2 separate regions of the Homo sapiens genome follow, and region 1 is linked to region 2. The links are chromatin contacts, found by Hi-C or POLR2A ChIA-PET in ENCODE. All regions are on one chromosome and are shown on one strand. Each heading gives the region's core, a stretch centred on a gene start or an enhancer-like site at or near the end of the contact. The rest is flanking DNA. Distances are from core to core; before and after follow the strand shown.

Region 1 (2,842 bases), core at 274-2,773, 94 kb after region 2:
TGACAGAGCCAGGACCCAAGCCTCAGGCCATGTGGGGGCATGGTCTGGGCCCCACACCACCTGGCAATGCCGTTTGCTCCTTTACTGCCATTATGAGTTTGTGGCCATTAGCATTAAGCCTTTTTTTTGTTGTTGTTGTTGTTGAGATGGAGTCTCACTTTGTTGCCCAGGCTGGAGTGCAGTGGCACAATCTCGGCTCACTGCAACCTCCACCTCCAAGGTTCAAGTGATTCTTCTGCCTCAGCTTCCTGAGTAGCTGGTAGCTGGGATTACAGGTGCCTGCCACCATGCCCAGCTATTTTTTTTTTTCAGTAGAGACGGAGTTTAACCTTGTTGGCCAGGCTGGTCTCGAACTCCTGACCTCAAGTCATCTGCCTGCCTCAGCCTCCCAAAGTGCTGGTATTACAGGTGTGAGTCACTGTGCCCGGCCAGAATGAAGCCTCTTTTTAAATTAACCTGATAATTCTTTTTTGAGGTACTGACTGTTAGGCTGAGGCTGATGGGGTCCTTCCTGGTGTTCCATGCAGGTAGATATTTGCCGTTTGTTCCTCAGCCTGTGAGCTGCGCTTCTCTCTCCATCTGTAGCCACTGTGGCTCCCCTGTGGGCAGGGTGTCTGGCGCTGGGAGGGTTGGGTGCTGGGTTGATGCAGAGTTGAGGGAAGCATTCACATCCACACTTTTCTTTCCTTCTCCTCAAAATACTTTTGCCTCCTGAGACAGACGGTACTGAGGACGGATCATTGGCTTTGCAAGTGGGCAGTGGCCCTTCTGGGTGGCCTGAAGACAGCAGAGGAGGAACGGAGCCTGGGGCCTGGCTGAATTGGCCCTCTCCTGAGCCTGTGGAGTCATGCTCTATTGTAGCAGTAAAGTCTTTGGAGATACCCTCTTGCCATGCTTCCTCTTTTTGTACAGATGAGGAAACTGAGGCAGACCACCCAGCTCCCAGGCTAGCATTTTTCCCTACCATAACCATTTGTTTCCCAGTGAGCTGGACTGAGAAGCTACAGCAAGACTTCAGAGGGTTTTGAGTTGATTGAAGCACGGAGCCAGTGAAGGCTGTGGAGCCAGGAAGGGGCCCTGTGAAAATAAAATGAGCGTGCGCCACCTGGGCTGGGGTGCGAGCCAGGGAGCTGGTGTGGCAATGCGTTCTCCAGGTAATTGACCTCAGGCTATATGCCTGGCTGAACCAAGAAATAGGTGGGGTGGCTGCCCGGGGATAGGCAGGAAAGCTGTGTGGGCGGGGGCCAAGCAACCCAAGGGGACCCTGTCTGCTTGTGTGTGGAACAACCTGGGCTGTGTGTGGGATGTGATGGCCTTGGTCTCAGATTGGAGAAGCCCATTGCACCTGCCCCATTTGCATTCTGGGCAGTGACTTGGCTGCCGCTGAGGACAGAGCTGGCTAAGGCCACAGGGAGACGCCAGGCCTGTGTTTTGAGCAGGGGCCAGGGCTGGATGCTGGAATAGGCAGCCGGCTCAGGTCCAGTCCACATTGGCCTTGGATCAATGAAAGCTGTCCCAAGGCCAGCGCGTTGCTGCTGCCGCCGCCTGGGGGCTGCTGGACTGGGCGGGGCCTTCTAAGGCCACTGTCCCCAAGTCACTGGCTCTGAGAACATTGCCAGCATGTCCTGGGCCCACTGGGGGTGGGTCCTAGCCCTGCCCCATGCCCTCCCCACTCCATGATTCATAGTTTCACTTGTCCCTGCCTGGCATCGCAGCCAGGATGGTTTTATCGATGCACAGAGAAAATACAGAGCCTGCAGAGAGGAGGAAGAGAGGGTTAGCGGTGTCCTTTTTTGTCTGCTATTTTATGTGTCGTTTTCCAGGCACCATGCCAGCTCTGTAAGGGCCTTCAGTAATGAGGGAGAAATGTACGGACCCTGTCCTCAACGAGTTTAGCCGGCTGGGGAGCCTGCAAGCCACAAGTAGTTGTCTCACAGAGCGCCAAAGGCTGCAAGGAGGATGCAGAGTGGGGCCCGCACAGAGCCCGGGGCTCCAGGGATGGCTTCTCTGAGACTGGAAGAATGAATTAGGAGGCAGCGAGAAGCAGCGAGTAGGGGAGCATCCTGCACAGAGGGTGGTGATGGGGAGGGGGAGGGGGCGGAATTGAAGGCATGGGCTGTGGGGGAGGGCTAGTGCAGAAGCGGGTGGAGACAGGCAGGGTCAGTTGTAGGGACGGCATCCCTGGTCCCTTTACCCAGGGCAGTTCCAGTCTCTCCCAACCTGGGTATGAACAGCACTCCCTTTGTCTCTCTAAAGTGTCCTGGTTAAGGCACTAGCATTATATGGGCAGTCCAGGTATAAGTACCTATGTTTATCTCACAAATAGGGAAACCAAGGCTCATGGAGAGTTTGTTGTGCAAGGACTTGGAACGAGGATGGAACCGAGTGGGGCCGGGAACTGTGCCTGCTTGACTGGAGAGCTCAGGCTCTCCCATCGCCCCACACCATCCTCCTTAGTGAAATTAAACATGTTCTCTGAGCATAGACTCTGCCCAGCCTCATGCCCAGGTGGCAAGGGTGAGGAGGAGCGAGTGAGCAGGACTCACTCACTGGCTTATGAGGAGAATAAGCTCACCCTGGCTTAAGCCAAAAGGGGAGATTTTGTGGTCCACGTCATTGAAAAATGTAGGGGAGGTACTAGCTTCAGGCACCATTTGATCCAGGGGCTCAAATGATGTCAGGACCCCTTTTGCATCCCCTCGTGGCTCTGTTTTCCTGGGTATTAGCTTTTTTCATAGCTAGAATTTCTCTGTGAGGTGGTAAAGTGCTCTCAGTAGGGTCAGGCTCTCAGCTCACATCTCACCAAAGTCAACAGAGAGAAAGAAGATGTCCTGGGGTTGCC
Region 2 (3,112 bases), core at 513-3,012:
TTGCAGCACTTTGGGAGGCCAAGGCAGGCGGATCACCTTAGGTCAGGAGTTTGACACCAGCCTGGGCAATATGGGGGAAACCCCGTCTCTACTAAAAATACAACATTTAGCCAGGTGTGGTGGCGCATGCCTGTAATCCCACCTACTTGGGAGGCTGAGGCAGGAGAATTGCTTGAGCCCCAGAGGCGGAGGTTGCAGTGAGCCGAGATCGCGCCATTGCACTCCAGCCTGGGTGACAGAGCAAGACGCTGTCTCAAAAAACAAACAAACAGGCCGGGCGCGGTGGCTCACGCCTGTAATCCCAGCACTTTGGGAGGCCGAGGTGGGCGGATCACGAGGTCAGGAGATCGAGACCATCCCGGCTAAAATGGTGAAACCCCGTCTCTACTAAAAATACAAAAAATCAGCCGGGCGTAGTGGCGGGCGCCTGTAGTCCCAGCTACTTGGGAGGCTGAGGCAGGAGAATGGCGTGAACCCGGGAGGCGGAGCTTGCAGTGAGCCGAGATCCCGCCACTGCACTCCAGCCTGGGCGACAGAGCGAGACTCCGTCTCAAAAACAAAACAAAACAAAACAAAACAAACAAACAAACAAACAAACAAAAAAACAAACCCAGAAATGTGACCTCTAATGTTGGAGGTGGGTCTGGGAGGTGTGTGGGTCATGGGGGTGGATCCCTCATGAATGGCTTGGTGCTGTCCTTGTGGTAATGAATGAGTTCTCACTCTACCAGTTCCCGCAAGAGTTGTTTGTTTAAAAAGCACCTGGAACCTCTTCCTCTCTTACCGTATAACATGGCTGCTTCCCCTTTACCTTCTGCCATGATTGTAAGCTTCCTGAGGCTCTCACCAGAAATAGATGTGGGTGCCATGCTTGTACAGCCTGCAGAACTGTGAGACAAATAAACCTATTTTATTTTTCTTTTCTGTATTTTTTTTTTAAGTAGAGATGGGGTTTCATCATGTTTGCCAGGCTGGTCTTGAACTCCTGACCTCAAGTGATTCACCCGCCTCAGCCTCCCAAAGTGCTGGGATTACAGATGTGAGCCACCTCACCCGGCCTATTTTCTTTATACATAACTCAGCCTCAGGTATTCCTTTCTAACAATGCAAAGCTGACTGATATGGAATCTGGGTTAAGACACCCACTAAACCACCCATCCTGGTTGGGAAGGAGATCTTTGTATCAAGATATACCATAGGATCTTGGCTAGCCTGTGACATAACTTCTCTTAGGTCAGGTGACTGACTCTCAACCAATCACCTCTGGACAGATATAAGCCACCTGGGCTCCAGGGACAGATGGTCTCTTCTTTTTTCAGGAGGAGACTGTGAGCATGACAAGCCCCAGGACTGGCCTGTCCAGTAGAATGGATGCCTACTATTTGATGGGCCTTGACTGGGCGTGGGGGACAGGGAGGGCAGGATGACTTAGACATGGTTTCTGTTTAGGGAGCCCCCAGTCCAGCAGAGTCAACCGTCTTTTCTTCTCATAGCCCATGCAGGGGAACCCTAATTAGAGGCAAACACCCCTGACTGTTCCCACTCATCCCTGCAGTCTCAGGGGGGTGAACTGTGAATGCTCAAAGCCCATTATGGTGGTCAATGATTGGTTTGGGTCTGGACATGAGATTCGGCTTGGTCAATGGCTCCAAGGGGAAGTCTCCAAGCTAGGATCTGGGAAAGGAATTCCTCACCAATGAAACAGCACATGAGAGGAAATGCCTCATTTTGCTGAACTGTGTGGGATTGTCTGCAAAGACTGCAAGTGCAGTATGACTAGCGGCGGGGGGACCTGGTGGACATGGTGAGGACAGCATCTTTGATGATGTCACCTGAACCACAGAACAAACCCACCCCACAACAGCTCTGTCTCTGGGCTTGCAGTTATATGATGTGACTAACATTCCTATTTTGCAACAGCTATGAAGGAGGTCTCTGAAGCCTAATTGCCTGCTGTGTGACCTTGGGCAGATGCTTAACCTGTCTTGCCTTGGTTTCTTCATCTGGAAAGTGGACATAAAATAAGACCCAACTCATAAGGCTGCTAGGAGGTGTAAACATGTTTATATATGTGAAGGGCTTATAACAGTGCCTGGCACGCAGGAAATGGTGTACAAGTGTTGGCTGTTATTGAGTTCCCCTTTAAAAATAGATCTTAGGTAGACAGAACTGGATTAATCATGAGCCTTGATTCATGACATGCCACTGGGATATTTATTAAAATAACGAACACCCATGAACCCATCACTCAACTCAAGAACTAGAATATTGCCAATAGTGATTACTCCTCCATATGTGCTCCTCTCGAACTGGCCCCATGACCACCTCCCTGCATTTGCCCCTAAGATAAGCACGGTCCTGAATTCTGTGTTTCTCATTCCCTTGTATGGGTTTGTATAGTTTTATCACATGTAAATGTATATCCAGACAACGTATTGCTTTGTTTTGCCTGCTTTTGAGCCTCACAAAAAGGGTACACTCTACACAGTCTTCCGGGAGCTTTCCTTTCTGCAAAGACGCTTTTACTGGGTTTTCTGCTTCTCGCGGCTAAAGGCACTCCAATCACATAGCATCTTCTAGAAGGGAGGAAGAAAAGCCTACTTTCAACAGACAGAAACGCAAGTTAGATCTTTTCTTCTTTCCTGTTTCTTGCACTTCATTTGGCTATGGATCTGTTCTGGGTCTCCCAAGGGTCACTGCAGAAATGCCTTCCTTCTGAATTAGTGTGTGAGGGGGTTCATGTGCTCCTGGCTTGGCTGCCCTGCTGGCACGGGGTCCAGGTATGAGAGACCCTGCTCAGAGCCCCAAGCCACACGGAGAAGCCTCGGCCCCTGAGGAATTTTTCTGATGCTTTTGAATCTCCCCTGGGAATCATTTTCCCCTTTCCATCCCAAATATGGGCTGAGGCTCTGGAAGGCGTGGGAGAACTAATTTGACGTGAGTGTAAACACTTCCATGCCAGTGGAACCTTGGCCAGCAGGAATTCCAAGCCATCCAAGAATTCTGCCAACCTAGAGTTGGACTTTGGCTGGGACCCTCTGGTGTAGCTACTTTTAGCTGGGAACATTTTTTTCCCAGACTCTGGGAGGCCACACTTGAAGGATTACAATTT

Evidence for each region. A loop is a pair of places that touch in the nucleus more often than their neighbours do. ChIA-PET counts read pairs that join two places held with the same protein, here RNA polymerase II (POLR2A). Pooled maps may share reads with other maps.
Region 1: a loop to region 2 is called in a pooled map, with 2.2 times the contacts of the local background. The contact joins two enhancer-like sites. A Hi-C loop is called at or near these places in 1 of 50 pooled maps. POLR2A ChIA-PET finds 5 or more read pairs at or near these places in 2 of 52 experiments (HepG2 and WTC11).

What each region holds. Positions count from the first base shown.
Region 1 is chr16:50,590,693-50,593,534 of GRCh38, forward strand. The region is part of intron 3 of NKD1 (NKD inhibitor of Wnt signaling pathway 1); the gene reads left to right. Among named protein-coding and RNA genes, the nearest start is that of NKD1-AS1, 22 kb to the right of the region's middle. Within about 2 kb of position 1,524, at least 11 of the 41 ENCODE cell types and tissues checked have a DNase peak (open chromatin) inside an H3K27ac peak, as active enhancers do.
Region 2 is chr16:50,496,014-50,499,125 of GRCh38, forward strand. No RefSeq gene overlaps it. Among named protein-coding and RNA genes, the nearest start is that of NKD1, 51 kb to the right of the region's middle. Within about 2 kb of position 1,763, at least 2 of the 41 ENCODE cell types and tissues checked have a DNase peak (open chromatin) inside an H3K27ac peak, as active enhancers do.